Linked DNA regions of Mus musculus: all the other regions are linked to region 4. A link is a loop called in an ENCODE intact Hi-C map of the cell type or tissue named here. Cell type or tissue: heart. All regions are shown on one strand. Links, peaks and the distances in the headings refer to the core of each region. The heading gives the core; the rest is flanking DNA.

Evidence for each region. Peaks named below come from ENCODE experiments on the same cell type or tissue, not always from the same donor. Only the 100,000 strongest peaks of a DNase experiment are listed, where the experiment ranks them.
Region 1: it touches region 4 in a loop (7-fold over the local background); 22 of 42 quality-filtered maps call a loop at or near these places.
Region 2: it touches region 4 in a loop (2.8-fold over the local background); 7 of 42 quality-filtered maps call a loop at or near these places.
Region 3: a loop joins it to region 4, with 2.6 times the contacts of the local background. A loop is called at or near these places in 7 of 42 quality-filtered maps.
Region 5: it touches region 4 in a loop (2.1-fold over the local background); 7 of 42 quality-filtered maps call a loop at or near these places.

The regions. Positions count from the first base shown.
Region 1 is chr15:99,212,418-99,218,599 of GRCm38, forward strand. It overlaps Gm46538 (a long non-coding RNA gene), which reads right to left. Exons shown (of 3, transcript XR_001781769.2): 2 at 3,749-3,938; 3 at 1,188-1,235. Spats2 (spermatogenesis associated, serine-rich 2) reads left to right here. Exons shown (of 13, transcript NM_139140.1): 13 at 1-49. Among named protein-coding and RNA genes, the nearest start is that of Kcnh3, 9.1 kb to the right of the region's middle. In heart, for the core only: a CTCF peak has its summit at 2,682 (motif pointing right); no DNase peak of the experiment used is centred there; H3K27me3 peaks cover 79 bases.
Region 2 is chr15:99,080,835-99,087,016 of GRCm38, forward strand. Troap (trophinin associated protein) reads left to right here. Exons shown (of 14, transcript NM_030159.1): 9 at 32-115; 10 at 357-416; 11 at 1,001-1,135; 12 at 1,292-1,871; 13 at 2,075-2,268; 14 at 2,394-2,575. The coding sequence ends at 2,441. C1ql4 (complement component 1, q subcomponent-like 4) reads right to left here. Exons shown (of 2, transcript NM_001024702.1): 2 at 3,920-4,099. The coding sequence ends at 3,920. Mir6960 (microRNA 6960) reads left to right here; the gene lies at 1-31. Among named protein-coding and RNA genes, the nearest start is that of Mir6960, 3.1 kb to the left of the region's middle. In heart, for the core only: a CTCF peak has its summit at 2,605 (motif pointing right); a DNase peak (open chromatin) is centred at 2,667; H3K4me3 peaks cover 712 bases; H3K27ac peaks cover 234 bases; H3K27me3 peaks cover 2,536 bases.
Region 3 is chr15:99,047,050-99,053,231 of GRCm38, forward strand. It overlaps Gm41399 (a long non-coding RNA gene), which reads left to right. Exons shown (of 3, transcript XR_875655.2): 3 at 3,722-4,786. Among named protein-coding and RNA genes, the nearest start is that of Prph, 5.0 kb to the right of the region's middle. In heart, for the core only: CTCF peaks have their summits at 2,640 (motif pointing right) and 2,841; no DNase peak of the experiment used is centred there; H3K27me3 peaks cover 1,313 bases.
Region 4 is chr15:99,262,490-99,268,671 of GRCm38, forward strand. No RefSeq gene overlaps it. Among named protein-coding and RNA genes, the nearest start is that of Gm25999, 11 kb to the left of the region's middle. In heart, for the core only: a CTCF peak has its summit at 3,415 (motif pointing left); a DNase peak (open chromatin) is centred at 3,382; H3K27ac peaks cover 838 bases.
Region 5 is chr15:99,096,001-99,102,182 of GRCm38, forward strand. Dnajc22 (DnaJ heat shock protein family (Hsp40) member C22) reads left to right here and starts at 3,484. Exons shown (of 3, transcript NM_176835.2): 1 at 3,484-3,600; 2 at 4,823-5,775. The coding sequence starts at 4,936. In heart, for the core only: a CTCF peak has its summit at 3,247 (motif pointing left); no DNase peak of the experiment used is centred there; H3K4me3 peaks cover 3,085 bases; H3K27ac peaks cover 2,225 bases; H3K27me3 peaks cover 2,696 bases.

The DNA of each region.
Region 1 (6,182 bases), core at 358-5,357, 50 kb before region 4:
TTTAGGAAATGTATACTTAGATTTAATAACAAAAAGAAATTTATACATATCTCTTTGGGCCATCCTAAATATTTTTGATTTCTTCTCTCCTTTTTTTTTTTTTTTTGAATGAAAGCTGTTTTCCCTTGGCCTCTCCTAGTGATATGGACTGACTCTGGTTGGTCGTTTTCACCAGGAACCAGGGGAACTATTGCCAGTTTTCCCAAAGGTGAGCAGCCTCCTTCCCAGCGCACCTCACCTCCAGCTGCTTACCGCAGAGGCTCCGGGAGGAAGAGTGTCTGCTAGTCCAGTCTCCAGTCCATTCGAGCAGATGCCACAGGTGCCTGCCAGGTTCCCACCAGTTGCCTGAGCGGGAGTAGAAATGAGGGGTTTTATACACTACTGGGTCAGCCAGAAAAGGGAAATGTGCGTCAGTTCGTGAAAGAGCCCGGGGAACGCCCTCTGTCTGGAATGTGCCTGAGGTCTGACATCAAGTCAGGGTTTCCATCCCACACTTGGCACCGTACCTTAACCTGCAGTTTCTTCCAAATGCCCAAAGCCTTGTTTCCGCTTACCTTAGGCTGAAACCCGGCCTAAGGAAATCTATGGGAAAGTAACATTTTAAGTTTTTTAAAAGAAAAAATGTTTTTCTTTGTTTCAGTGTTTGGAGATTTTTGTTGTTTGTTGTCCCTCCCTTTCCTGAATCCTGTTATGAACCAATTTTATATAATATAATTAGTGTTAATCTAAGGTGTTACTCGGCACCGTTGTTGCGGTCATCTTTATAAGTGAATAAATAAAAGCTAGTGCATCACGTGACTCCTTAGCGCCGTCTCTCTAGGCCTCATGGGTAGAAGTCACTTGGGCAGCCTGTTCTGTGCCCTGATGAAGGTGTCTGATCCCAGCTCCTCTGTCCGCTGCTGCCTTGTTTTAGAACCAAATTAGACGGTGGAAGGCACAGCTGTTACTGATGGGGAGGAGCGCTCAGCACGTGGGGAGCACCACAGCTGCCCACTTCTCCCCCAGGCAGCTGAAGGTCATAGTGTGCCCCCCCCCCCCACTGTTCCCTGTCCCTTGATGGGTAGTGAGTGTAACCATGTCTTTGAGCTCACGTAGCAAGTGGTGCTGGCGTCAGACATCCTCCTGCCCCACCAGTGTCTGCCACGTGGTAACAGGGCTTCTTCCCTGTGGATATTCTCGACAAGTGCGGCTGCCTCGGGGCCTGGCCTGGCTCGCAGTGGGGCCCGAACTGCAGGCTGGAGAAGGAAAGGAGTGGGACTGACGGACACTGACTGATAGTGGGTTGTTCCCAGTAAGGCAGCAGTCGCAGTGTGCAGAAGCCTCTTTCCAAGGGCTGAGCACCAAGGGCCTCTGGCAGGAGTTCAGGAGCTTCAGGCTGCCTTTCCTGATGAATTGTCCTACCTTGACAGGAACCCAGACACTGAAGTAACCCCGAAGGGCTAAGAGAGCATCCCTCTTTTTTGTCTCCCCCTTTTATCATAAAAAAGAGATCATGTTGTCTGTTTGGGGCCCTACTCTTTAGCCACCTTGAAATTTTACCGTTTTGGTTTATATTTTAGCCTAGGGGTTAAATCCAAAGACACACGGGTAAGCAAGTGTCTAGCATTAAAATATACCTTCAGCTCGCTCTTAAGTTTTCCTTTTGAGACAAGAGTCTTCCTACGCTGCCTTGGTAGACCTCAAGCTTGTGCTGTGCTCACCTCATAACCTTTTGAAAAAAAAATATGGAGAAACAGCTGTTGGCAAAGTTGGTCTGCAAGTTTATCGGCCCGGCGCCGGTTCCTATCCCCAGCCAGCCAGTGCAGATCTGGAAGCCCAGAGCTGGGGAGGCGCTGACAGATGGTCCCAGGATTTTCCTGGCCCTGGATTCTAGCCAGTCAGCAGGCCAAGTTCAGTGAGAGACCCTGTCTTAAAAAAACAAGGTGGAAGTGCCAGAGGTGTGGCTCAGTGGCTAGGACCACTTGCCTCTTCAGAGCACCCATGTTGGTTGGTTCACAACCCCTGCAATTCCAGCTCCAGAGAAACAGACGCCCTCTCCTGGCTCCACAACTCCTGTGCCCGTGTGGTGGAAAACAAGGTGAAAGCCAATAGACAATCACTTCTGCCATGAACCTTTGACGTATGTGTACACACATACCTGCATGTTCCACACATACACACACAGACACTATACACATATCACATACACTAGACACATACATATACACAGTATATAGACACACTGCATACACATACATTCTATATGCATATACACTATATACATATGTACATACTATGTGTGTGTATGTGTGTATATATATATATATACACATATACATATACATATATATATATATACATACTGGTTGGATATATGGTTGACTGTTTATAATCCATGCTCTTGGGAGGCTGGTCACCAAAAGTTCAAGGCTAGCCTGTCTCACATAGTGAGTTCTATGCCAGTTAGGACTAAGCAATGAGACCCTTCCTCAAAAACTTTAAAAGGGGGGCAAGTGTTTTAGTTATAAGACTCAGTTGTAAGAGAGTGTCCTGTCATAAGCAAAGCCCTGAGTTTAGACCCTAGTACCAAACCCCCTCCAAACCAAAAGGATATGTGGTAAAAACAAACAAAACCTCTTTGTTTTTTAAATGAGGTGTTTAGACTTCATTTATTTGTGTGTGTGTATGTGGTTGTTCTAGAAGGCCAGCAGGGGGCATCAGACTCATCCCACCTGCAGCTGGAGTCACAGTGTTGAGTTGCCCAGTGTGAGTGCTAGAAAACACACTCCAGTCCTCCCTCTGCAAGAGCAGGGCTCTCCTAACCTCTGAGCCATCTCTGCAGTCTCCTTCCTGACCGCCCACCACCTTGTTGTCTCTCCCTGGCCTGGGAGGAGGCTAGGGTCACCGGCCAGTGAGGCCCAGGGACTCTGTCCATTCTTATCTTCCCAGGACTTGGATTTCAAGTGTGAGCCACCATACCTGGAATTTTCACTTCAATTTTGGGAATCAGACGTAATGTTTGTACTTAATGATGGAGCTGCCTCCTGAGACATTCTAGAACTTTTTTTTCCTGAGATTTTTTTTAATCTTTTTTTTAATTAGATATTTTCTTAATTTACATTTCCAGTGCTATCCCAAAAGTCCCCCATATCCCCCCCCACTCCTCTACCCACCCATCTAGAACTCTTTTTAAAGAACAAACATGAAAATGACTATTTTTTTTCCTTTTGTATAATTGGTAGTTATACATACATTTACACAGCTTGGGTTTTGTTTTGTTTTGTTTTTTCCTGATTACCTTTGCTTTTTAACCTACTGACTTTGATTTGAAGAAAAAGCATAAAAGCTGGAATGTTAGTTATTCCTTTAATCCCACTACTGAGAGGCAGAGGCAGCTGGGTTTCTCATGAGTTCAAGGCCATAGTGAGTTCCAAGACAGCCAGAGCTACTCGGAGACCCTGTCTCGAAAAACCAAAACCAAAGAAAGGAGTAAGAAGCACTAAGTCGAGCCTGACCACATTTCACTGTCATGGCGGTGCTCAGGAGGCGCAGGGAGGGGGGCCAAAGGTCAAGGTTGTCGAGCAGATACATAGTGAGGCCCTGGGTCTGAGGCTACAGAAGACCTCATTGTAAGCATGGATCTTTTTCAAAACCTACTTTATTTAGGGCTCGTAAACACTTCAACCTCTCCCCTAACCCATCAACCAGAAGGTGGGGAGTGGGGGGTGGGGGTGGGGGATAAGGTTAATAGAAAAAGGGAGCTGGGGACCTGTTTAGAAGTCTCTCTTAGTAGAGTAGTCAGGGTACCAGCAGTGCAGGTCAATAGCAAACACCAAACATGAATCGGAAGCTGCAGGACGATCCAGCAGAAACAGCAAGGCTCTGCTGAATCAGCATGAGTCAGCGGAAGCAGCCAGAAGCAGGCATAACACCATGAGAAGTTCTTTGTGCGTTTCTCTCTACAAAGTAAAGACCAGCAAAGAAGTGAAACATAGCATAGCAATTCAAGAGCATCCTCTCACTGTTGTGGGGTTCCATTTATAGTCTTTCTTTTTTTTTTTTTCTGATAGTTTCTTTTTTTTTTTCTTTTCCATTTTTTATTAGGTATTTAGCTCATTTACATTTCCAATGCTATACCAAAAGTCCCCCATAGCCACCCACCCCCACTCCCCTACCCACCCACTCCCCCTTTTTGGCCCTGGCGCTCCCCTGTACTGGGGCATATAAAGTTTGCAAGTCCAATGGGCCTCTCTTTCCAGTGATGGCCGACTAGGCCATCTTTTGATACATATGCAGCTAGAGTCAAGAGCTCCGGGGTACTGGTTAGTTCATAATGTTGTTCCACCTATAGGGTTGCTATAGTCTTTCTGAACATCACACACCCTCTCAAAGGTCTGTTTTCAGCAAAACACCACATGACAGCTTCCAGGAAAACATCACGTGACACAACTGAGTCATTAAACCCAGAAATTTCCACTTTACCCCATAGTTTCTGCCCACCCCAAAAAAGACCACCTCAAGACTAGCCTGGGCTTGATAGTGAGACCTGTCTCAAAAACAATAAATAAGCAAAATCTAAACTTAAAACATGTAGGGGGACTGGAGAGATGGCTCAGTGGGTAAGGGCACCGACTGCTCTTCCAGAGGTCCTGAGTTCAATTCCCAGCAACCACATGGTGGCTCACAACCATCAGTAATGAGATCTGATGCCCTCTTCTGGTGTGTCTGAAGACAGCCACAGTGTACTCATATACATAAAATAAATAAATCTTTAAAAAAAAAAAACATGTAGGTGGGGCTGGAGCGATGGCTCAGTGGTTAAGAGCACTGACTGCTCTTCCAGAGGTCCTGAGTTCAATTCCCAGCAACCACATGGTGGCTCACAACCATCTGTAATGAGATCTGACGCCCTCTTCTGGTGTGTCTGAAGTCAGCTATAGTGCACTTACATATAGTAAATAAATAAATAAATAAATAATATGTAGGCGTTTGTGGGTTTGGGGGTGGGAATTAGATTTGTGTGTTTGCTCATACGTATCCACACATGTGGAAGCCAGAGATCAGCCTTAGGTGCTACACCTCAGCCGGCATTCATCTTGGGTTTTGGCTCAAACTCTGAGTGGAACTCACTATATAAACCCTTGGTGGGTTTGAATTCATAGAGATCTGCCTGCCTTTGCCTCCTGAGTGTTGGGAATAAAAGTGTGAGCCTGCACACAGCCTGTTTCAGTTGTCTTTATCTCTCCTTCGCTAACAGCTCAACCACTGTGCAAGCACTCACACATTAGTGGTGAGTGTGTAAATCTGCACACATATTAGTGGTGAGGGTATACACGTGCACACATATTAGTGGTAAGGGTGTAGATCACACACATTAGTGGTGAGGGTGTACATGTTCACCCACATTAGTGGTGAGTGTGCACATCTGGACCACTATCACCCATAGTGATATCAGCTGGTCACAGTGGCACACGCCCTTAGTCCCAACACTTGGAAGGCTAAAGCAGGAGGGTTGCAAGTTTGATGTCCGCATGGGCTACACAGCAGTAAGTTGTCTCAGAAAGGAAGTCTATGAAGAACCCATAGATGTAGCAGTTGTGTTTCTTGTCACTTGTCCTACAGATGTAACTCCCAAGTGGGGAATGATTACTGTGTCATTCAGTGTTTGTTTTAGCAATGCTCATAAATAGAAAACAAACAACCCATACAAACACTGGCATCTACCACCAGGCACCTGTTAACCTCTTTACATCACGTTCCTACAGTGGAATACTATGTACCGATAGGTAAAAGATATTTGAGCAGGCTCTCCTGGAGGGGGGGGGGGGGACCTGGGCTTGCATTCTTCATCCTTATTTACAGAGATGTCCAGGGCTATCTTAGAGACCAGAACACCTCCTTAGATGGGACCAACCACCCAGAGTACCTTACTTTCTATCACATCTCTGAATTGTTTGTTTAAGCTATTCTTTAACAAAGCAAATGCTTGCAGAGGTGGGCGGAACTTCAGTGAAATGTTTGCCTTGTAGGAATAAGGATCTGTGTTTCATCCCCAGCACCCATTGCCGGATGGGAGAGAGTTGAGGAAGACACAGGCAGATCCCTGGGCCTCACTGGCTAACCGGCCTCGCCTACTTGATGAGGTCCAGGCTAAGTGAGAGATCTTGTCTCAGAAACCAAGGAACCTGAGGAACAACACCTGA
Region 2 (6,182 bases), core at 600-5,599, 180 kb before region 4:
GCCCTGCTCAGCCAACCACCTCTCTCCTCAGAGCACATATTCATCCATGAAACGCTTTGCCATTCGACGGAAAGCCCAATTCACACCCCTCCGATCGCTACCTAAAGTTCAGCAGGTAGGAGAAAGCAAAGGAGGGAACCAGTAGGGGCCAGGACTAGGGAGGAAGGGAGGAAGGACAGATGGATGAAGCAGTGTAAGTCCTTGGTAAGGACAGGTGGACAGCAGTGTAAGTCCTTGGTAAGGACAGATATACTGGATGGGAATTGGGGGTGCGCGGGGGGTGGGGGAGAGAGGAGGTCTATGACAGGCCAGAGGAGTGGGTGTCACTCATGGGTGATCTGTCCTGTCTGACATAGGCTCAGTGGCTGAGTGGCCTCTCCCCTCATTCCTCCCCTGAAGAGCCTGCCCTGCCCTGGGTAAGTGTCTAAATCCTTCCTGTACTGAGGTCTGTGGCACCGTCCCACTGGCCTGGAGGGCTGACAGCCTTGTGATGTGAGGTAGGTGTCTTCGCCTCCTGCCTCTCCTTCTCTCCTTCCTATTCTGTGTTCAGAATGCCTGTCTGTCTCTGTGTCTATCTTCTGATAGTCTCAAACTTTGAAAAAAAAAATTTTGCCGGGCAATGGTGGTGCATGCCTTTAATCCCAGCACTTGGTAGGCAGAGGCAGGTGGATTTCTGAGTTCGAGGCCAGCCTGGTCTACAGAGTGAGTTCCAGGACAGCCAGGGCTACACAGAGAGAGAAACCCTGTCTTGAAAAAAAAATTTTTTTTTATCCTTCTGTGTTTATGTGTTATGAACATCACAACAGCCTGAACCTCAAACTGTTGATTCTCCTGCCTTAGCGTCTTGGGAGCTAATATCGGCTCTGCTGTATGTAGGCCTGCACCACCATACCTGGTTTTAAAAAGAACCACCAGCTTTGACCCATTCCAAGAGGGGGAGGAAAGAGTGCTCTCTACCTTCATGTGGCTTCCTCACCCGCCCCCTTTCCTTCTGTGGCAGAGGCAGATTGCTATGAAGTTGTTTGACCAGGAGAGTCGCATCACCTTGCAGAAGGAACCCAGGAAACCATCGGTGGCAAGCACTTCCGGGCCTCGCCCCAAGAGAACCCCCAGCCACCAGGAGCTAAGGATACAGGTGGGCCTGTAGGGGCAGCAGCTCTCATGGCTTCTTTTCCATGAGAAGGCTTGGGGGAAGGGGAGCTGGAAGGAAGGGTAGGGGATGACATTGCGGGTGGGGGTGGGGAGCTTGGGAACACACGGTGACACGCTGGGATACTCTCTCCCACCACAGCGCATCAATATTTTGCAACAGCTCTTGCAGCAGGAGGTAGAGGGGCTGGCCATGGGCGATGGTGCCCCTCTGAATGGAGGCTCTGCTTTCGATATGACTGAACTAAAGCTCCCGACGGCTGAAATTTCTAGAACTCTGACAGCTTCAGAACACAATTCTGGAGCTGCCCTTGTTGGACTGTCACAACACTCTGGTGCGACAGAGCCCCTCCTTTCGGAAGAGTGTGAGGAGCCACAGGCCTACCCTGAGGAGACTAAGGCGGCTCAGCCCTGTTCTACCACAGAACTAAAGCCCCCAGTGCCACACAGAGCTGAGCCAGAGCTGCCGGAGCCGTGCCTTCCAGCACTGTCCGGACCCCCTCTGCCTAGCTGTCGGGGACAGGCTGAGCCCCCCATGGCCTGCCCTAGGACAGAGCCGGGAGCATCGGCAGCCTGCGCTCTGGAAGCTGGAACCCCAGAGTCCAGCACGCAGCCCTGTTGCAATCAGGGGCCTCCAGCAACAGCCAGCTTGACCTTCTCGTCCCAAAGCCCAGTCTGTGCCAGCCCCTCTATTCACTCACTCTACCCAACAGGCTATTCAGGTAAGGAATTGGCTGGCAAAGGACATGAAGAAAAGGCTCTGTCTTTCTAGGAGTGAGCCCTGCCTTGCACCAGGTCCGTGCCTTGTCCTGTCTTTCTAAGTGGCTGCACTCATGGGGGAGGAGGAGGGGTAGGGAAGGGGTGGGGCGGCACCCGGAAGAAATATAACTCCAGAGGCCCCCTCTGAATTCTCCATGGCCTTCAGGCCCCAGCAGCTTGGCCCCTCGGACCCTGGCTCTGAGGCAGCGCCTCAGGGCGTGTCTCGACACCATCCATAGCTTCCAGGAGGCTCACCTGGATGATGAATGCGCCTTCTACACCAGCCGAGCCCCACCTCCCGGGCCCACCCGGGTCTTCACCAACCCCGTGGTCACAACGCTTGAATGGCAAGATGCCCTGGTGAGCCTTCAGTATACAGCCAGCATGCCGACAGCCTATGGGACAGCAGCAGGTTGACCTTGCTTCCTCTACGGAGAAGTGATGGAACATGACAAGCCCTCTTTTTTCTCTCTCTCTTTCTCCAGCGTTTCGTTCCAATTGGCCCTGTGGTCCCACAGGACTCTCCATCATGACTCCGGTCTTTACTGGGCTTCTCCTCTGCTGCACTCACCTCTTCCTTTAGCCTTATTTATTGTTGGCCTGCCCATTGGACTGGGAGCCAACGCCCCTTTATCCTTTAATAAAGTTTCTATAAATTGTGTTTGAATGGGGCAGCCAGTGCTGTTGGTCTCCGGTGGCCCACTTGGTGGCAGTGTGCTCCAATTTAGAGGAGATTAAGCACTCAGGACCGTGGGCTTCCTCTTCAGCAGTTGTCCAACCAGAAAGTGGCTGTTCAGCCTACCTTCTTGGAAATTCGTGCGTGGGTTAGGGGGAAATTACGGAACCTGTTCCCTCTGAGATCGCTCCCACTCCAGGGGACCCACCAGGTATTCCCTCATCTAGAACACCGCTGTTAGACCTCTCAGTTGGGCACCTGTGGCTAAGCTACTGGAGGCTGAGCCAGGAGAATCTCTTGAACCCAAGAGCTGGAGGCAACCCTGGGCAAAAAGCTGTAACCCGTCTCAAAAGGAGAAAAACCACAAATAAACCAACACTAAGGGAGGGGGGGGAAAGTGGCTGGGATTCTTTTCCTATGCAGGGTCTTCCACACTCCACCTGCAAGGGCAGCAGGAGCCCTGAAGGGAGTCCTTCCTCTGCTGTCCTCCCTTGTGGTGCTCCTTTTCTGGAGAGGCAAGCCTGGCCAGGCTTAACTGCATAGATCAGAGATAGATCGCCCTGCTGAGATCGACAAGCAGAGTGAGAGGCCTTTCAGGGCGTCAGGCAAAGGGCCAGCCACTCCCCTGCCTTCCCTCCACCTCTGTACCAAGGTAGGCAGACACACACAATCTCCAACCTCACTTTATTGAGAGAAGTGACATGATCTGTAGCTCCAGGACCTAGCCTGGAGAGGGGTGGAATGGGGACTGTACAAAATGGGTTCTTAATGCTAGGAAGGAAGTCCTTGGCTCCTCCAGTTCACAGGAAGGCCGCTGGTGGTTGGAGCCTGAAAAATGGAGATGGGGGAGGGGAAGGGAAAGAGTGGCTGCTGAGGTCTGTATCTAACCTGTGCCAGAGTCCCCCTCTCACCTAGACAGGTTCCTTCTCTTCTGCCCTTTCCCTCCCAAGCTGTTAGGACGGCCCCTTTTTACCCCGGTGAGAGGTGAGACTTTGATCTCCGTTAGTGAAGCTTCCCCCAGTTCCAGGCAGAAGGGAGGGCCACGCTCGAATTTCCTCTCTCTCTCTCTCTCTCTGGCCGGTTTCATTGGATCCCAAGGTAGTCCCTCCCTAAGCGGCTGTCTTCATCTTGGCCTTCCCAACTCTTGACTCCCCCAGCCACTTAAAACCCTTGAGCCCCAAGAATCCAATCGCCCCCGCCTAGGTGGCCTGGGGAGCGGGAGAGACTGCGGGCTCTGAAGGATGGGGCCTTGGGCAGGGCTAGCAGGAGGTGGGTGCGGATTAGAGCGAGGGGTCGAGGGGGCGGGCGAACGAACATGAGAGTAAGGTGCTGGGCTCAGTCCGGGTAGATGATGAATCCTGAGAAGGTGCTGTACTTATTGGTGTTCCCGCCGTGCACCTTCCCACCGTCCAGCTTGATGAAGACCTCGTCACCCACGTCTAGGTGCAGAATGACGCTGTTGCTGGCATAGTCGTAGTTCTGATCCGCATCCTGAGCAATGGCGCTGGCCCGGACCTAGTGAGGGAAGAGAAAAAAAAAAAAAAAAAAAAAAACCAGACCCATTGATTCTTGTGCCCTGTGCAGAGCTGAAGTGACCAAAGGGGTTGAGTTGGTTGGCTGCTGGAGCAAGGATGGCTTAGGTTCTGGGGGAGCGGTTCTCAACTGTAGGTCTCAACTGACCCTTTTGGGAGTTATATATCAGATATCCTTCATATCAGATATTTACATTATGATTCATAACTAGCAAAATTATAGTTATGCAATAGCAACGAAATAATTTCATGATTGGGGACCACTACAAAATGAAGAACTGTATTAAAAGAGTTTCAGCATTAGGAAGAGCCACTGGGCTAGGAGTTCACAGAGCTTCTCTGGCATGTCTTGGGCACACACTTGTCTTCTCTGGGCCACTACTAGAGCAATACGGGGTAATAATAATGGAACCTATCTCACGAGGTGGTTAAGATTAAATGAGTAAATTACTTGTGGAGTTCAGAGCCATGTTCTGTATATAGAAAATGTTATATAGTATTGCTATTCTTGTGCCCCCCCCAAAAAAAGAAAAGCTTTCAGGATACTTCTAGGATTCTATGTTGTCTTGGAATTTCTAAATTAGCTTTCCTGAGGTGCAAACGTGTCTACACCTATGCTATACCTGTGTTGTACCAGTAGGAAAGTGAACTGTTTCCCTCTGGCCTCCTGGGCTTCCCTGGGGAGTGTCACCTGGTCCCCTACCATGTGAGGGACTGCCTTTGGTCTCTGATCTCTGGTCTGCAGCAGTCACACCACCAGCCCCTTCCCCCAGTTTCCATCCCATCGGGACTGGTTATTAAATCATTAATTATTCATCATTATTCTAATCATTATTTACCATTCCCAGGCCCGCAGTGTTGGCTCCATGGAATACAGAATGGGAGCTTGCACCGCACCACCCCCTCTAAAACCGCCACACTCCACCCTGATTCCTGGCACAGACTGAGTCTACCTACTTGATGCCACGAGAAGGAAGACACCAAGCTCTGCTCACACTCTGGCATTCCACGGTCACAGAGACACTTGGATCCTGTGGACACTCACTCCCTTGCAAACACTATCAACCCCATAAAGACTTGCATAGCCTGGCAACTCCCTTTCCTCACCCTCCGGTGGGAAGGCTTGCTAGGAACAGACCCCGAAACTGAAGCAGAAGGTGGGCTGGGCGGTGTCCTCTTGGGGTCCGAGAGCTTTTCAGCAATCTAGCAGGGCTCAAGGCTTAAGGCTTAAGGGATCCTGAGCAGTAGGCCTGATGCACCAGGGCCCCACCCCTCCCATGGAACATTCAAAGGTCACTGTTCAGTCCAAACCTTCTTCATCCTGCAGAGTACAGGCAGCTCTCTCCACTCAGCCCTATGGCATCTTGCTTGTTCAAATATGTGGGTCTTTGGGGGTGCTATCCCCTCAAATCTTAGGTGGCAATGCTTTTTGACTCCCCACTGGGGCAACACCTAGAGGAATCTGAGAGGTTCCCAGGGTGGGCTTAGGCCCCAAAGACCAGGCCTCCCTTCTTCCTGTCCATTGTCTCCTAGCTTTTCCAAATCCAATCTGGTTTACCCCACCACTTATATAGCCCCTGGAGCCAGAGACCCTTGTCCACATCTGCCTACACAATCAGTATTAACTGGGAGGAAAGCTTGGTCTAGGTTTGGCTCCAGGTCCTGGGGATAAACAAATAAGATCTAGTAGAGAGGCCAGTTAGTGTTTTCTCCCCTCCACCCCCTTTCACTTCTCTTTGAAAATTCAAGCTGAATGACTTCCCCTGGGGGGAGACTGCCACTACCCAAAACAAGAGATCCCATTCCATTCCCTGAAACCAGGTTCTCTAATAGCTTGTTCCATGCCAGGGCCAGGAAACCCACTGACTGGGAAGACCACCCCAATAGAGAGGGCAGCTCAAGGAAGAAAGAAAGAAGAAGCTATGGGCTGGGGAAGGTGCCACGGACATTTGATTTGGCAGGCTACAGTCGGAGGTTGGAGCGTGGAGGTTGGGGCCTTTGAGTCCTGAGTTCTAGCTCTGACCTCAGCCTACTGTCCTGTCAGGTGATTTTCTTTTCCAGACGCC
Region 3 (6,182 bases), core at 567-5,566, 220 kb before region 4:
AAGATTTTAAATTGTGTGTGTGTGTGTGTGTGTGTGTGTGTGTGTGTGTGCTGCAAAGGCAGAAGAGCCTCTGAAAACTGTCCTGACAGGCACAAGCCGCTGTCCTGACTCACCTGTGCGTGGCTTCCATTTCAGCATCCTCATCAGGAGACAGGGCTGGATGGGCTCCAAGTTCCCTCCCACTTTAACCTGGAGTTCTGAGCCTAAGAGGAGCCTTGGGAAGGACGGGCAGGAGACTGCTGGGTGGACCTCATACAACCTGTCCTTCTCCAGACAATCCTACTGAAATCTTGAGAGTTAACAGTGTGGGGAAAGTGCCCCCTCCTTGGACCACGTAACTGTGATCGGCTTTAAAAGCAGGGGTGAGGATAACAGCAGTGTGAAGTGCTGAGTAGTCACAAGGTTCCACCCCCAGCATCACATAGCACACACAGACTGAGAGAAAAAGAGATGGCACATGAGGGAGGGAGGGAGGGAGGGAGGGAGGGAGGGAGGGAGGGAGGGAATATCAGAGGCCAGGTGTGGGGTGTGTGCCTATAATCCTGGCACTTCAGAGGTGGAGGAAGGAGGATCAAGGCCAGCCTCAGCTATATAGTAAGGTTGAGGCCAGCCTGGGCTACTTGAGATGGTATCACACAAGAAAAGAGAAGGTCTTGGGCTGAAACCATAGCTTAAAGTTTGCCTTAAATTCTATCCTCAGCAACACACACACACACACACACACACACACACACACACACACACACACTATGATTTACTAAGGCCCTAAGGCCTCTGAATCTTTCCCATTCATCTAACCTCAAGTTGTTTTAGATCTTAGCTGTATTTCTTCAAGTCCTCACCGTGTCGGGATCATCCTAACCTTGGCCTTCAGGCTCTTCCCTCCGCCTGCCCATAAGCCTGGAACTCATGGTCCTCCTGTATTAGGCTCTTGAAACTGAGATTATAGCCAAACACCAACATGTCTGGTTCAATTTGGGATCACTGAATCCTGAATCAGGAAGGAATAGCTAGGAAGAACATAGAAAATAGAACATTATTGGAACAGGTTGGTGAGTTTGAACATGGACTACCCACACACACTTATACACGATATAAATTTATATTGATGCTAAATGTCTTAAATAGAAGGTGGGCATGGCAGTGTATGCATGTAATTTTCTTGAACTATATAGCATGGCTCTCTCTCTCTCTCTCTCTCTTTCTCTCTCTCTCTCTCTCTCAAAGGTTTTACCCTTGCCTGGCCTCAGTGGGAGAGGAAGTACCTAGCTTTGTAGAGACTTGAAGTTGGGGGTGGGGGTTGGTGGGGGGTGGGGTGGCACTCAGCTCAGCGGAGAAAGGGGGGGGGGAGGGAGGAAGGATTGTGGGAAGGAGTAACCAGGAGGGAGGTAGTGATCAGGATGTAAAGTGAATAAGTACAAAATAAAATTGCATTAAACACAAAAAGAAAAGAAGAAAAGGTTTCACTATGTAACTGTGTATCCTTGGCTGGCCCAGAATTCCAAAAGGTGCAATGTAGTGCAGGCTTGCCTTGAACTCATTGCCCAGCTGCTGGGATTAACATCAAGCCTCACTACAAATGCCCTGTCTTGGGTTCTGGGACAGTGAGAAGCTGCCAGAGCCTGGGGATGAGTGGAGTCAGGACTAAGACCAGTGTAAAGGGCTCCTCCTCCTCCTCCTCCTCCTCCTCCCCTCCTCCTCCTCCTCCTCCTCCTCCCCTCCTCCTCCTCCTCCTCCCCTCCTCCTCCTCCTCCTCCTCCTTTTTCAGGTTTCAAAGGTACTTTATTTCTTTATTTTTTTCTTCAGTCTGCTGTACTTTAATGAGTCCACGATTCTTTGACTTGGCATTCACTTATGAGGTTTTTTTTGTTTTGTTTTGTTTTGTTTTCTGTTTTTTGTTTTTGGGTTTTGTTTTGTTTTGTTGTTTTTTGTTTTTCCAAGACAGGGTTTCTCTGTGTAGCCCTGGCTGTTCTGGAACTCACTCTGTAGACCAGGCTGGCCTCAAACTCAGAAATCCACCTGCCTCTGCCTCCTGAGTGCTGGGATTGAAGGCATGAGCCACCACGCCCGGCAAGACCTAGTATTTTTATTGATGAGTATCTTGCTCTATATCTGGGCAGATACTGAGCTATTCTAACCCAACTATGCTGGCCTGGCCTACTTCCCTGCCATCTTAGTCTTGCCCTGGCAATTCGTGCTCCTCCACTCGCTCCTGGGAAATCTCTTGGCCCCACCAGAGACCTCTCTTCTGGAGTCAGAAGTCCTGCCTCATTCTTTCCTGCCCAGCTACTGGCTGATCGGCTTTTTATTAGCCAATCAGAGATGATGGAAAGCAGTTTTTACACTGAGGCAGGGGATGTTTGACAATGCCACCATCTGACTGTAACCAGATCTCTGGGCCCAGTTATCAGCATCTGAATACACAGTACACAAAAACCATCCCCCCAACAAACCAGCACTGCCAAGACTCTCTTTTATACCTCCTTGCATAATTCTCCTCAACGGCCAAAAGGAACACGTTGAATATTTTGAAGCATCCTAAATTCCAGGATCCTGAAGGCTTAGAGTCAGCCACTCAAACTAGCACATTAACAGACTGTAGACGTGCCATTCTAGCTTCTGACCAGTAGGTGGCAGCAACACCTTTACCTTTCAGAACAACCAAAAAATAGGTGGGAGAGGAAAGGAAAGAGGGGGAAACGGAGTTCGGCTACCTTATAGGCATTTTATTGGCCTAGGTCTGAAGGTAGACAACCCAAATCCAAGAGCAAAAGCTGATATCTGCTCTCCACAAGAGAGGGCCTGAGGAGGAGGAGTCATACCTAAGCCACCGTGTGACTTTGAGCAAGTTGCTTCATCTGTTTATCTTCATTTTATTTAACTTTTTTCTTTGAAGAATTTTTAAATTTATCTTTACATGTGTTAGGGTTTTTTGCCTGCATGTATATCTGCGGACCACACGCATGCAGTACCCACATAAGCCAGAAGAGGGCGTTGGATCCTCTGGAACTTGCGTTACAAAGGGTTGTGAGCCACCGGTGTGGGAGCTGTGGATAGAACCCGCGACCTCCAGAAGAGGCCAGTTCTCTTCACTGCCAAGCCATCTCCTCAGCAGCACCCTGCCCCCCTCCTATCTTATTTTGTAAACTGAGAGCAAGAGCAGCAGCAATCTGGGTAGAATATCCTGATACTGGGAAATGACTGAATGTGTCAAGTGCTTACCACAGTGCTTGAAAAATACCAAATATTAGTTCTAATAAAGCGCTCTGAGACCCAGTGAGGTGAAGGTGAGTCAGGATACCCCCCCCCAACGGGGGAGATGGAGCTCAGAGACAGACACTGAGGGAAGAATTCTGTTCTTGGAGCAACTCTGTAGGTGGGAACCCTGAAGTCTGACTCTCCTTTCCCCGTGAGGTCTCCTTGGTCCCAGATACCAGAGCCTTGAACACTATCAGGACCTTGTGAGGCCCTCCTGTGCCCACCAGCACAGAGAAGGTTCCCTCTGCAACTGCAGAGTCTGTGTCCCTCTGAGCTTCAGGTCCTACCTAAGTGATGGGGAAGGGGGAGACCATGGGAGTCAAGGGACTTTTATGACAGTTGGCACAGTAATCCAGTGTAAAAGGAAGCAGGCACTTCAGGTCTTGGAGAGAGGAAGCATGGGGGAGGGTAACCACATTTCTAAGTTGACTTTGAAATTCTAAGATCTCTCCTTCCTCTGCAGCCAAAGCTGGGACCTTAGATGTGAGCCAAGGGCCTGACTAGCAGAGAAATATTAAGGACACTGGCCTATCTTGGGGATATGGCATGATGGTGTGCCCAATCTTGAACCTGGACCAAAAGGGTCTCCAACTAATACTCGGTTACAAAGACTTAGACAAGTGCCATACGGTATGCTCTCCTGTTTCTGATCCTCTGTCCTGTGGCAGAGGTGAGTGACATTGTTGACCACCCACTGTGAGTAACGTTTGTTGAGCACCTACTGTGAGTCCCAAAAGGAGACTGTTGCCAGCTCTGTTCTCTGGAGGAAAAAACTGAATCTCAACAAGACAGTAGGGCTGGAAAGATGGCTCAGCGGTTAAGAGCACTGACTGCTCTTCCAGAGGTCCTGAGTTCAATTCCCAGCAACCACATGGTGACTCCAACCACCTATAATGGAATCTGATGCCCTCTTCTGGTGTGTCTGAAGACAGTGACAGTGTACCCACATACATGGAATAAATAAATAAATCTTTAAAAAAAGAAATTAAAAATAAAGAAGACATAATTCACTTTGGGTCTTGTAGCTGTTAAGTATTCAGGCTGGTGACCTGACCTTGCTTCCAGAACCATTCATTCCCTTTACGCCACCTTAGCCTCAGCTACCCACATCCTCAGAAATATCTTGGGAATCTTGCCATCCATAAAAGACTGAGCCAAATCCCAGTCAATGTATTACACTCTCTCCTCTGTGTGCTGCCCCTTCCTCGGCCTCGCCAGAGTCCAGCTGCAGACCGGTAGCCTGCCACTAACCTCTCCGAATGCAGTTTCGAGTCCCCAGCACATAACTGACTGGTTCCGTTGCTGGTGGCCCACAGTTCCTTGCATGCACACAGCTGTTTCTCTGTAAATCTGCAGGGCAACCACAGGAGCAGAAGCAGAGAAAACAGCAGTGGCTAAGCACTAAGTGCCTAGCATTTTATAACTCATCGGATTCTCCTAATGATATGATACGATATGGGCGCTGTTGTTAGCATTCCCGTTTACGGTTAAAGAAAATAGGGCAGACCCTTTGTTCTGGCTGGTTTTGTGTGTCAACTTGACACAGGCTGGAGTTATCACAGAGAAAGGAGCCTCCCTTGAGGAAATGCCTCCATGATATCCAGCTGTAAGACATTTTCACAATTAGTGATCAAGTGGGGAGGACCCATTGTGGTGGTGCCAACCCTGGGCTGGTGGTCCTGGGTTCTATAAGAACGCAAGTTAAGCAAGCTAGGGGAAGCAAGCCAGTAACATTCCTCCACGGAGGCCTCTGCATCAGCTCCTGCTTTCTGACCTGCTTGAGTTCCAGTCCTGACTTCCTTTGGTGATGAACAGCAGTGTGGAAAGCGTAAGCTGAATAAACCCTTTCCTCCCCAACTTGCTTCTTGGTCATGATGTTTTGTGCAGAAATAGAAACCCTGACTAAGACACCTTTCAAAAAAGCCCAAAGTATGCTGCTCATTAGGTTGAACAGCCATGTGCCCCCCCCCACCCCCCAAGTCCCAGCACACTAAGGAAGGACAGGCTTACCTTCCCCTCCAGCCACTAGCTGACTGGTACTTGGCTCCTTCCACTTGGCATCCAGCACTACTCTAAGCCACCAGTGAGAACAATCCAAAAAAAAAAAAAAAAAAAAAAAAATCCTAGATTCTCCCTGCCCCAGAGGCCGACAGCTTGAGAGACACCACCACCACCAAACAAAACAAAACCCATCAATAAAACCTGTTACTTTTTCAGCCTTTACCATGTATGTGTTAAGCATGTACATATATGTATTCATTTAACACAGTGATTTCTCAGCCTGTGCGCCACAATCCCCACAGGAAGCGCATATCAGATACTTACATGGCCGTTCACAACAGTAGTAAAATTACATTTCTGAAGTAGCATTGAGATGAGTTTAAGGTTGGGGGGGGTCACCACGGCAGGAGGGACTGTGTTAAAGGATTACAGCCTCTGGAAGGTTAAGAGCCCTCCGATATTTAGCCCTCTGATGCTTTGCTGACAGGAAACAGAGGCCAACAATGAGGGTCGTTCTCTAGGGCACGGGTCCTTTGGGAAAGGGTGGCAGTTATGGCAATCTTACCTGTGGCTTTTTCTCCTCTGTCTTTCTCCTCCAAGAGCTCCCCAGCCTGGCTCCTCACCACTAGGAGTGAAACCTTCTCTGCTTTGCCTTGCTGTGTCCCCCCACAGGCTGGCCTTCCTCAGGCCACAGGAGCAGAGCCCTCCTATGAAGTTTTCTGGTCCCCTCTCTTCTAAGACCTCCTGGGAGTGAGCTAGGGGCTTAAGCAAAAGGGGCAGAGGAGGACAGAAACTTCATCTGCAACGCCCTAGTGCCAGAACCTCCCCTGTTCTGCCCAGCCTCTACTTCAGCTGTCTTCAGAGGCTCAGCTCTGCCACCAGCTCCCTGTGCGAAGAGGCTCAGGCTCTTGGGGACTGGGCTC
Region 4 (6,182 bases), core at 529-5,528:
GGTGTAAAGGAAATAAAATATGTGATATTCAATTGAAATAACAAAGCTGACTACATAGTCACAATCTAGATATGAATATGTTAGATCTAGATACTTAACATTAAAAATGCTTGTGAAGGACACCAGGAAGCTCGGACAACTAGGAAGGCACAGTATATCTTGAAGTAGAAAGACTCGCTATCATAAAGATGTCAGCTCTCCATAAATTAATCTATAAATTTAATATGGCCTAATAAAAATACCAATAGACTCCATAACCTGAATGTAAAGTTCACGTGTCAATTTATACCGATTTAAACAGCGGCAACAACAGCAAGCTAGCCAGGAGCGTGCTGAAAGGGAAGGTTAATGAGGGGGAGGAAGCTCTCCCACATAGCACGGTGAACTCCAGAGAATGCCAGTGCGTGCATAAGCGGCTCCATCAAGAGAACAGAATGGTCCAGAAATAGATCCAAGACGTTAAAAAAAAATGTAGTATATTATAAAGATAGCATTGTCTGTCAGCAGGGAAAGGCTAGATTATTCAGTAAGTACTATTGAGACGACTGTGCAGCCACCTGGAAAAAAATAATGCGGCCTCTCTGCTTCACTAAATCACTTCTACAGGAATCAATTGTACTTAAATAAATACAAAAGAGTAGAATTACAAATTTATAACGTCAGAGTGGGGAAAGTATTTCTCACGTGGTACAAGATTTCTCAAAGCGTAGGAAAAGACAAATTCTGTCATCAGAAAAAAATCTATAATTTCTGCAGGGTGAAAGCACACCATAAACAAAGACAAATGGCGAACCAAGGGGGTGCCTGTAGCTCATCCAACAGACAGGAGCTAACTTGCTTTATGTATGCAAAATCCTTTCAAATCGATATGAAAAAGAATAAAACTCCTACAAATGGGTTGCTGACAGAAAAGGAAAGATAAATGGCCCTCAGACATATTAAAAAAAAAAATGCTCAAGTCCCTCATAAGAAAATTGAAATTACATTTAAATATGTCTCACCCATAAACCGGCAACAATTTCAAACGCTTGATGGTGGGTCAAAGGGCAAATTGTCCGTTGCTTGTTGGAATTACAGCTCCGTATGACCTTTGATCCAGCACACCTGAATGTATGGGTGATAAACTATATAGAAAGTTAAAGCATTGGTAGAAAAGGTTTAGAAAACATCCAGTCACTTAACAGCACAGGACCAATCAATTATACAGCGCATCCAAGTAGTGGGTGCCGTACAGCCAGCTGGAAGAAGAGCTGGCATAAAAGCTTTATAGAGTGATTTTAAGAAAAGAGTTGCCAGGTAGTGGTGGCGCACGCCTTTAGTCCCAGCACTCCAGAGGCAGAGGCAGGTGGATTTCTGAGTTCGAGGCCAGCCTGGTCTACAGAGTGAGTTCCAGGACAGCCAGGGTTACACAGAAGAAACCCTGTCTAGAAAAAACCAAAAAAAGAAAGAAAGAAACGCAGGCTTTGGCTGAGGTGGAAACAGGCTTGGTTTGGATGAACTGAGCGAAGGTACCAGCGGCCATCGTCTGACATGTTTGTGTTTGGTTGTGTGTTCGATTTCTCGAACCCACAACGGTGGTTTACAACCATCCATCTATCCAGTTCCAGAGGAGCCAATGCCCTCTTCTGACCTTTGTGGCACTGAGCACACACATGGTACACACACAAACAAACATGCACTGCACACAGGACCATGCACGAAAAACACACAAAAGGTAGCCGGGCGGTGGTGGCACACGCCTTTAATCCCAGCACTTGGGAGACAGAGACAGGTGGATTTCTGAGTTCGAGGCCAGCCTGGTCTACAAAGTGAGTTCCAGGACAGCCAGGGTTATACAGAGAAACCCTGTCTCAAAAAAAAAAAAAAAAAAAAAAACAAAAACAAAAACAAAAAAAAACCCCACAAAATGTAAAATGAACAAACCTAATCCGTAAAATGTTTAAAAGAGAGGGCTGTTTAGTTGTATGTGTGCTGTCCAGGTCCGTGACTCAGGATAGAACTGGAGGTACATGGAGGAATCAGCCTGACAGTTGCAGCCCCAGGGCAAGGCAAGGTCATCCTGGGAGAGTCCTAGCAGTGGGGTGTCCCCCCCCCCCAGGAATGCAGGCAGGAGACAACAGTGGAGGCAGGCCAGGAGTGAGGGGAGACTACAGAGAGAGAGGCAAGGATAACTAGTCTGTCTCTCACTTGGCTGAAAACCTTTGAGGATATAAAATGAGCTTTATTCTTCTTGATGGTTTCCCTGTCTGTCTACCCTTCAGTTAGCACAAGGGTCTGTCTGTCCACCGTTCTCCCTGTGGCAGATCTATCTTTCCCAACTCAACATTGCTTGAAATCCCTCTGAGCCCTGAAGGCCTCTCCTGCCTGGGCCTTACCTCACACCTGAAGGCCGCTCTCCAGCTCTGCGGGCCCAGCACACCTTCCCACCCAGAGAAGACAGAGACATTGCATTTCAGTGTCATGACTAAGAAAATCGTCTCAGCACAACACAGTCAGGAGCCCATTGCTGAATGAGTGGTTGGACAGACAGACGGACGGATGGACAGATGGATAGCTGGAAGGATGCATGGATGGTGAGTTCTCAGGAGCCTAAGAACATTAGTTTTGGTTTTGTAATGTTTCAGAACTTATAGCCACGCCCCTGTGGTTGTGACAAGCTCACCCATCGGAAGTGTTTTGTTCATATTTATGTCCTCAGTGTGTGGTACAACACACGACAACACACAGTAGGTGTTCAGAAAGTGATTAAGCAGTCAGCTGGTAGCTGAATGTGGTCGTGCATCCCTTAATCCCAGCGCTCAGGAGAGCAGAGGCAGGTGGATCACTGAGTTCGAAGCCAGCCTGGTCCACAGAGCAGATTCCAAGCCACCCAGGCCTACCTAGTGAGACCCTGTCTCAAAACAGTAAATACAAGCCGTAATACAAAGTCATTTAATCTAGTCTGCTTTCTAAGCAGAAGCACAGCAGGGGCAAGATGATGGCAGATGCGGCTCAACCGGTCCCGTGGGAGGGAGGAGCAGGCAGTCTATACCTTCAGAAGAACTTGACTTGGTTTCTACTGTGTGCTCAGTCTCCTGAGCAGGATGCCTAGTATTGGGTGCTAAAGGGATATTTGTTGAATGAATGAATGAATGAATGAATGATGGTGTGGCATGTGTTTGATAGCCAGGCAAAGAGGAAGTGGCCCAAGGCTGAAGGAGAGAGGACTGGCCACTGCTAATCATCTGTAGGGTACAGAAGTTCGCCTTTGTGCCTTCACTCTCCCTTTGCTGACCTCGCCCTTCACTGGCAGCCCAGCACCTTCCCAGTTGGAGCCCTGAGGTACACCTTAGGCAGTTCCTAAGCTTCCTGTAATGTCACCCCTCCCCAGGCAGGCCCTTGAGTCTCTTAAACAAGCACTCTGCTGCCTCCTAGTGGCTTCTACAATAAAGGGCCTCTCTTCGGAAGCATGGCAGTGACCGGAGAGGGCAGGCACCTGAATCTTCCTAAATTTCCCAACCTCAAGTTATTGGGAAGCAGCCATAAGCATTCCTCAGCTGAGTCCTGGCTGCTGGGCCAGCTCTCCTCTCCTCCTCTCACTTAGCTTCAAGAGAGCTAAGCACCTTCAATTCCAGTACTCGGAGGGAGAGGCAGAAGAATCAAGACCACCGTGGTGTACTTAGTGAGTCCTAGGCCAGTCAGGGATACATAGTGAGACTCTGTTTCAAAGAAAGGAAGAATAGATGGAAGAATGGATGGAAGGAAGGAAGGGAGGGAGGGAGGAAAGAAGGAAGGACCGACCTGAGCCAACAGGCCAATCTTACGCATGTTGAGGGATATTCAAGTTAGTGACTAGTGTAACATACCCAGTCTTTGCTTTGCCTTCTCCCAACTTTAAGTGATGGCTTTGTGGGTGGTGAGGAGAGCAGCCAGGTCCTCACAGCACGCAGCATGAGAGGAAGTCTGGCACCTGTGGAGAACTAGAGGGCCCGTGCCTCTCAGGAGCTAGCCATTGCTGTGTTCTAGCCAATTGGCTTTGCACCTAACAGCAATCTAAGCTAATAACCCCCAGACCACTTGGTGATCTTGTGAACCTACAAGGCAGGGAAACACCTGGGGCTCAGAAACCAAAGTTTCTGCCAAAGAAAAAAGCTGCTTTCTTTTTTCTTTTCTTTTTTTCTTCTTCTTTTTTTTTTTTTTGTTTTTTTGTTTTTGTTTTTGTTTTTGTTTTTTTTTGTTTTGTTTTGTTTTTTTAAGACAGGATTTCTCTGTGTAGTCTGGCTGTCCTGGAACTCACTCTGTAGACCAGGCTGGCCTCAAACTCAGAAATCCACCTGCCTCTGCCTCCCAAGTGCTGGGATTAAAAGCGTGCGCCACCACCGCCTGGCAGAAAGCTGCTTTCTTATGTTTCTATGGCGCGCACACGTGCACCTCTGTGTGCTTGTATAGTTGACTCTCAAACCCAGGCTTTATACATGCTGGGAAAGCACTTTGCTGTTGAGGTATGCCCAAGCATGCTTGTTTGTTTGTTTGTTTGTTTAGTGGCTGCTTTTAAGATGTTCTTTTGGGCCGGGCGTGGTGGCGCATGCCTTTAATCCCAGCACTCAGGAGAGGCAGGCGGATTTTTGAGTTCGAGGCCAGCCTGGTCTACAGGGCAAGTTCCAGGACAGCCAGGGCTACACAGAGAAACTCTGTCTCGAGGAAAAAAAAAAAAAAGACGTTCTCTTGGGGATGAAGAGATGGCTTGGCAGTTAAGAGTACTGGATGCTCTTGCAGAGGTCCTGGGTTTGAATCCCAACACCCACATGGCAGCTCACAACTATCTGCCACTCTAGTTCCAGGGTATCTGATGCCCTCTTTGGGCCAAACGGCACCAGGCATGCACATCGTTCACAGACATGGATGCTGCAAAGCACATATGTCCAAAGTTAAAATAAACATTTTGTTTAAAATTGCTCTTTTGTCTTTGGCTTCAGGCTTCACTGTGATAATAGGTATGGCTTTCTTTATACTTATCTGCTTAGGTTCTCTGAACTTGAAGTTCATTCTTCTATTATTTGGAAATTCTCATTATCTCTTAGGACATTTCCCCTTCTCTTTCTGGGACTCCACAGTCATGTGATATCACTCCACGTGCCTTCGGTGCTTAGTTTGGGGGCTTGGGTGTTAGAAGGTGCTACATTTGGTTGTTTTCTGTCAGCCCAGCCTCGAGTTCATGGATTTCTCACCACCTTTGGTTTTTGTCTAGATTGCCAATAACCTTGTTGAAGGAATTCTTATAGTTACTTTTTCTGTGTGCTGGGAATTGGAATTAGGGACTTTCAGTGTGCAGGCAAGCATCTACCACTGAGCTGGATTCTCAACCCCATGTTATTTGTGTGTGTGTGTGTGTGTGTGTGTGTGTGTGTATGGGGAGGGGGCGAGAGTGTGTGCTCGAGCCTATGTGAACTGTCCGAGGAATTCAGGAGAAGGTTTGAAGCTGGAGTTACAGGCGTTTGTGACCTTCTTGACAAGGTCCCCAGGCCCTCTGCAAGAGCAGTGCCTACTCTTCACCACTGAGCATCCCCCCAGCCTCTAACTTTCTAATTTCCAGATCCCCATCTTTAATTTCCTTTTCTAGAACTTCCTGCTCTTTATTCAGAGCCCCTTTCACTCATGTGTAATGTCCGCCTTCCCGACAGACCAGACCCTCAGCGCTTTAGCTCCGGCTTCTCCCCGGCCCCGGCTGACGTGCATAGTATCTCAGCCATGCCCACGTCTCTTTTCGAGATGACTTATCAGGAATTCTGCCTAGCCTTAGCCTCCCACAGTAAGTGAGACAGGAAAATATATCTTTCTATCCCTGGCTCTTTGTCTAGGTTATTTCCAAAAGATTCTTGTCCCCCTTTCTTCCAAGTCTCTGCAGTCATGACTGGGGCTAACACAGATCTTTCCCTCGGGTTCTTTCCCACGTTACTTTTGACTCGTCGTCGTCTTGAGCCTCCTGAGGCCATGAACCATGCAAGCAAAGTTATGGCCAATGCTTAATATAGCCCCTTCCATGCCTTCCTTGGCTCCCCTCAGGTTGTGATTTTTGTTTGATCAGATAGGCTAACTCTGTTCTAAAAAAACAAACAAGTCTTGCGTATCAACTCCATTGCTAGAAAACCAACACACGTACACACACACAGGCACATACACACACACACACACAGAGGCACACA
Region 5 (6,182 bases), core at 621-5,620, 170 kb before region 4:
GCGAATCCATCTCTTAGGGCCCAGAGAAGTAGTAGTTGCTGAAGACCCAAATCTTTGGACTCTTGCTTGGGCCTAGCTAATTACTAGTCCACAGCTTGGGAAGACAATACTACTTATAAATTACATTATAGTCATCTCTTTTTCGCCTAGCTCTGTCTCCACTCTTCCATTCATTCTCAAACCACTAAGAAGTTGAGACTGGCCTGACCAGGGCTGGACCTCCTGCACTTTATATAGAGAGCAGGGGATTCTGGGTCTCTGGAACATTGCTTTATAGGGCACCTCTAAGGCAGCTTCTGTTTGCCTTGCTATTCCCAGGTCTACATTGTTCTTGGGGCCACTCTAGTTTTGTCTCTTTCCCCTATGTTTTAACCTCTTTCAATTTTGTCTCGTCAAATTTGGGGTGGTCTTTGCTCCTCTTTGGGTTCCTGCCTCTGGGAATGACCCAGTGTAATAGTGATGTGCTGTGGAATCCAGGCAGCAGAGGTAGAGCTTCCTTGTTGCCACAAATGAGAACACAAGAATGACCAGGCCATGCCAGGGCACGCCCGCCGTCGCTTTTCATTCCGGGCACAGGCGCCTGGTCGATGCCCTGCTGTCCACCCTCCCCTGCAAACGGCCCTCCTCCTGGCCCCCGCCCCCTCCACCGGCTTGGAAAAGGCAAATTTGACATTTTTAAATCCCGAGCCTTAGAGGGATCGATGCGGCCCGAGGGCCCCGCCCGGGGTCGATATTCCTGATTGGGAAGCGGCCGCTGAGCGGAGCCGGGGTGTAAATCACCCGGACTGGGGGGCGTTGCGGGGGGAGGAACCAGGAAACCTACTGAATCCCACGCGCGCTCAGCGGCAGCTGGAAGGGTCTCTGCTCAGGCTGGACCGAGGGCGACCGACTAAGAAAGACAGGATTTAAAAGAAGCCGAGAGGAGCCCACCCAAGGCCTCCCCCCTCCCCCGTCTAGTCCTGCCAACTCCAGCGGCCGACTCCGGTCTCGCTTCAGCGGCCGCCATCCTCCGTTGCCCCTGGAGCCGCGAGGGAGGCCGGTGTCGGAGCCAGCCATGCAGCGTCTCCTCTCCGGCCGCTCCCGCGGGGCCCGGGCTTCGGCGGCGGCTGTCACGGAGCCGACAAGCTGGGCTGGCGGGGAGGAGGCGGGCGGGGGAGGTGTTGGGGGCGGAGGGGGGCAGCTGGAAGCCAGCGCAGTTCTCGCTCAGTGGGCGCAACAGATGTTTGCAGAATAGAGGAGCGACAAGGTGGTCTAGGGTAGCGAGCGGCGCCGGGGTGAGGGGACCTGGGCACACTTAGGAATGAGAGTGCAAACCTGCGACGTGAGCAGGCGCTGGAGGGCGCCGGCCAGAGAGACTGGGGAAAGGCTAAGCAACTTTTGGTCCTGTCTGGTCATCGCCTCGGCCTCCAGTACCTGCCGCGTTCGGTTGGGGAAACCGAGGCAGCTGAGACCGAGAGAGGCCTGGAAGATGAAAAATCGGGGACGGTGGCGAAGGTTGGGGTGGCCATCAATTTCCTCACGGGTTTCTGTATCAGCCAAGGCCAGCCCTGGGCCAGTGGCGGGTAAATACGTTACTATGCCCTCGACAGCTGCTCACACGCTCCCCTCCCTCCCGCTTCAGCTTGTCAGATTCCCCCCACCCCCACCCCACCTCCCACCCCGAGCCAGTTTATAGAACAACAATTTGGGGAAAACAATCCCGGCCGAGTGACGGCCCCGTAATTGTGACAAAGTGAGTGCGGACGGCTGGAGAGAGCGTAGGGCGGGAGCGAGGCAGGGCGAGGCGCAGGCAGGGGCTCCTCTCGCCCACCCTGTCACCCCTGTTCTCATTCCGGTCACCTCTCATCCCTCTCCTTGACTCTTCCTCAATTCTTCTTCTCTAGGTCCCCTGTGCCTCCCTTCTCGTTTCTCCATCGCTCTGCCCTCTCCTCACAGTAATGGTCCTCCTCTCGCCCCTCACCCTCCACCACCCTCCTCCAGATGTGCCTTTTCCTCGCTCATTTCTCACTCTCTTCTCCGTCCTCCACTCTTTTCTCCATCTTTTTCACGCGCTTACATTGCCCTTGGGTCCCAGGGCTCTACGGCAAAAATCTGCTTCGCTCCCTCCCCAGTCCGTCCTTTCTAGGCTGGGCCCGAAGCCTTCATCCCTTTCGCGTTTTTGGACACTTCTGGGCCCCTCCTGCGAGCAGGAGACCTGGCTCCCCGGGGTCCCCTCCCCCTCCAGGCGGTTCGCACTGGGCTCCCGGCTCCCGAGCGAGTTTGTTTGTCCAGCGGCGGCGGCTGCTTCTGCCCGCGCTGTTTGCCAAGCTTAGCGCGCCGCCGCGCAGAGCGGGCCCAATTAAGTCTCATTCATTATTCAGCGCCCCCGTCCGCCCCCCGTCCCCAGCCGTGGCTGGGTTGTCGTTTTGTCGCCCCTCCTCAGCCCTAAAGGGGCCATATCTAGTCCCCAGCTAGAACTAGACGTTGGAGGGAGCTAAAACATTCTGCCCACTGTTGACAAGTGACCCTAAGTGAAGCCCACCGGCTCCATCCCTACCTCTAATCAAGCCTGGGGAATTTCGTAGATCCAAGCTTCTTTTAAAAGAAACTGAAGCTCAGGAAAGGGTGTGACTTGGCCAAGGTCACGGAGCTGCTCGGGGATTGTAGCCCGGGATGTTGAAGGCATCTTGTAAGCCAGCTCCATTCCAGCGTCCAAGCGAGAAGGCAGGCTCCTCTCCCCCGAGTCTCCCTGGGTTTGCCCTTACTCTTCTGATGGCTCGCCCCCACCCTGTATCCCTTGCTGGTGTGGGTTCCCCCCCCCCCCTTTGCTTCAGGCTACAAGGGTCTGAACAGCTTCTGGCTCTATGGATTCTGGGCTATGCAGGCTCAGACTCCCAGGTCTGGCTGTGGAGTCCCCTAACTGGAAGGCCTGGAAGCAAGGTAGTGAGGCAGAATTGCGGGTCTTGAGGGGCTCTCTCCTTCACCTCTGAGTGGATGTCTCTCCTTTAAGAAATTAGACGTGATCCTATAATGGCCGTCTTGGAGTACAGAGAGAAGCGAGACAGGGATCACCTCCCATTTGTGGCGGAGAGGAGAGGAAGTCGAGATTTTTAATTTTATTGATAGAGTCGCCCTTTTTCTCCCGCCAGGTAGCTGCACGGTTCGGACAGCTTTGACCAGGAATGTCCCAACCTTGCAAAAAGGAGATCTGGGACTTTTGGGGACCCTCCCTTCCGTAAACGGCAGCGCCATCTGGCGGTGTTAATGAAGTGCTGCAAGAGGTGCGCACTGCCGGGAGTGGGGCGCGGTTCCAGGCCCTACAGTGTAAAACTGGGTGAGTCTGGGGAAAGCTTCCCGTAGAGAGGGCGATCAGAGCCCAGGAACACAGGACCGGAAGGTGGCTACGAAGGGGCTGACCAGGGCTTTCGGGGCGGGGCCTGCAGGAGGTGGCCTGACTTCAAACACAGTCACCCAGCACTGAGGGACAAAGTCCACTTGTGTGGAGGTGAGAGCAGTTACAGAGGGGCCATTTTGAATCTGTGTTCAAAGGCAATGGCTGTTCTGAAGCAGCCTGGAAGCCTGGGCTGCCAGGTACTGCGGCCCTGCTGGGACTGCCTGAGGGTGAGTTTGCTTGAAGTAGGTAAGACGATTGGCAGGCAGATTTGATATTCTGAGGATTTTTGCGGCCGCTTTGTAGAGTGCCTTCGATCTGGTTGATAGGGATAGGATGGCTGGGCTGTGGGGTGCTAAGGTCTGGGTCAAAATGTTCTCCAGAACGTTTAAGTGGAAGGAGTTCAGGGTCCCTTTCAAATTTGGCTTGTGGGAGAACGGCATAGTCTGGGGAGATGGGAAAGCTGGAAAGGGCTTTGGCCGAGTTACAGAATGCACCCGCTTACACACACACACACACACACACACACACACACACACACACACACACACACACACACACGATGTTAAAGGAGTGAGTTTGGCTAAGACACTGGCTTTCAAAGGGGTTTGAAACAGTGAAAAAGTATTCTCTTCAGCCCTTTCCTGTGAGCCATTACTATTCCAGAGTCTAAGGGGAGGATAGAAATTTAAGCTTCTTTTTTCCCCCTTCTTATTCTTTCTCAATTTTACTTTATGTACACGGGTGTTTTGCTTGAACCTTTGTGTGTGCACTGCATGCACTCCTGATATCCTTGGAGACCAGAAGAGGGCATCTATGAGCTGCCATGTGGGTGCTGGGAATTTAAACCCCAAGTGACCCCTGGGTCACCCGTTAGTCCCAAGCTTTTGAGTTGTTGTTGTTGTTGTTCAGGCACCTAGTTCTCAGTGTCCCAACTTAAAGTCACTTAAAACATTCTCTTCCTGGGGGTGGAGAGATGGCTCAGCCGGTTAAGAGCACTGACTCTACCTGGTGGTTCACAACCATCTGTAATGGGATCTGATGCCCTCTTCTGGTGTGTCTGAGCACAGCTACAGTGTACGTATGCATAATAATGAATAAATCTTAAAAACAAAAACATTCTCTTCCTTGGACATGGTGGCACATGCCTATAACCTCAGCACTTGAGGAGGTAGGGGCAGGAAGACCAAGATGTCCTCAGCTATGGCCGCATAAGACCAGTTTGGAACGTGCAATAAGACTGTGCCTCAAATATCAATAAATTAATAATAAATAAATGAAAATATTTTAATTGAAGCATTTCCTCCCTTAAATATGGAGTCACTGTGATTGTAAATAACAGGACTGGGGTGCTAACGGAAGATAGGAGACATCTAGTACCTGAGAGACCCCGAGGTAGGGCTAGCTTGATTTTTATTACTGCTGAGCCTTTCTCCTTGCTTCACCTCTCAGGCCTAAGGATGACCCTCCAGACTGCAGTGATTCTCACAGAGGACCTTGAGATTTCTGCAATTTGATCAATGTCAAACGCCACTGGATTTTCTCTGAGACTCTTGCCCTAGAGGATGGCCAAAGGGCTGCTGATGACCTATGTCCTTTGGGCTTTGGGGGGTCCTGTTGGGCTCCACCACCTGTACCTGGGAAGGGACAGCCATGCCCTGCTCTGGATGCTCACCCTGGGAGGTGGTGGGTTGGGCTGGCTCTGGGAATTCTGGAAGCTCCCGAGCTTTGTGGCTCAAGCCAACAGAGTCCAGAGTTGGAAACAGAGGCCGGAAGAGGAGAGACCACCTCTCAGTCTCCTTCGCTTTGCTTCCCAGATAGTAGTGGGTGTCTATTTTGGTCTTGTGGCTCTAGTCAGCCTTTCTTCCATGGACAACTTCTATATAGTGGGCCTCCCACTGGCTGTTGGCTTAGGGGTCTTGCTGGTAGCTGCTGTTGGTAACCAGACCTCAGACTTTAAGAATACCTTAGGAGCGGCCTTCCTCACGTCCCCTGTGTTCTATGGCCGCCCCATAGCCATCCTGCCTATCAGTTTGGCTGCCAGCATTACAGCCCAGAAGCATCGACGATACAAAGCCTCAGCGGGGTCAGAGACACTTAGTGTGCGGCTCTACCGCGTGGGCTTGGCTTACCTCGCCTTCACCGGCCCTCTGGCCTACAGTACGATGTACAACACAGCTGCCACCATTAACTACGTGGCAGAAACCCTGGGTTCCTTCTTGAGTTGGTTCAGCTTTTTCCCACTTCTTGGCCGCCTCGTGGAGTCTGTCTTGCTTCTGCCTTGCCGGATCTGGTGGCTACTGGTCGGAGGTCCTGGCTTCAACAGCAGCCGGTTCCAGGAGTGGGAAAAGCTCTATGAGTTTGTCGACAGTTTTCAGGATGAGAAACTTCAGCTGGCTCACCAGGTAAGCCTTTCTTCCCTCTTCGGGTAAGTCTCCTCAGAGAGGAGAGCCTGTCTGGACTCTGAGCGATGGAAGCCCTGCAGGAGCTTGTAGCTTGCATGAGGGAGCTCTGTTCTGAGTCTGGCCAGCTATGCCTTGAAAGGGGATCCTGGCTTCTTTGGGCTTCATGAAGGTACATGAGGAAGACACATGAATAATAAATACTTTTGTTGTTGTTGTTTTGTTTTGTTTTTTGTTTTTTGAGACAGGGTTTCTCTGTGTAGCCCTGGCTGTCCTGGAACTCACTTTGTAGACCAGGTTGGCCTTGAACTCAGAAATCTGCCTGCCTCTGCCTCCCGAGTGCTGGGATTAAAGGCGTGTGCCACCACTCCAGGCTACTGTAACTGGGAACACACCAGAAGAGGGCATCA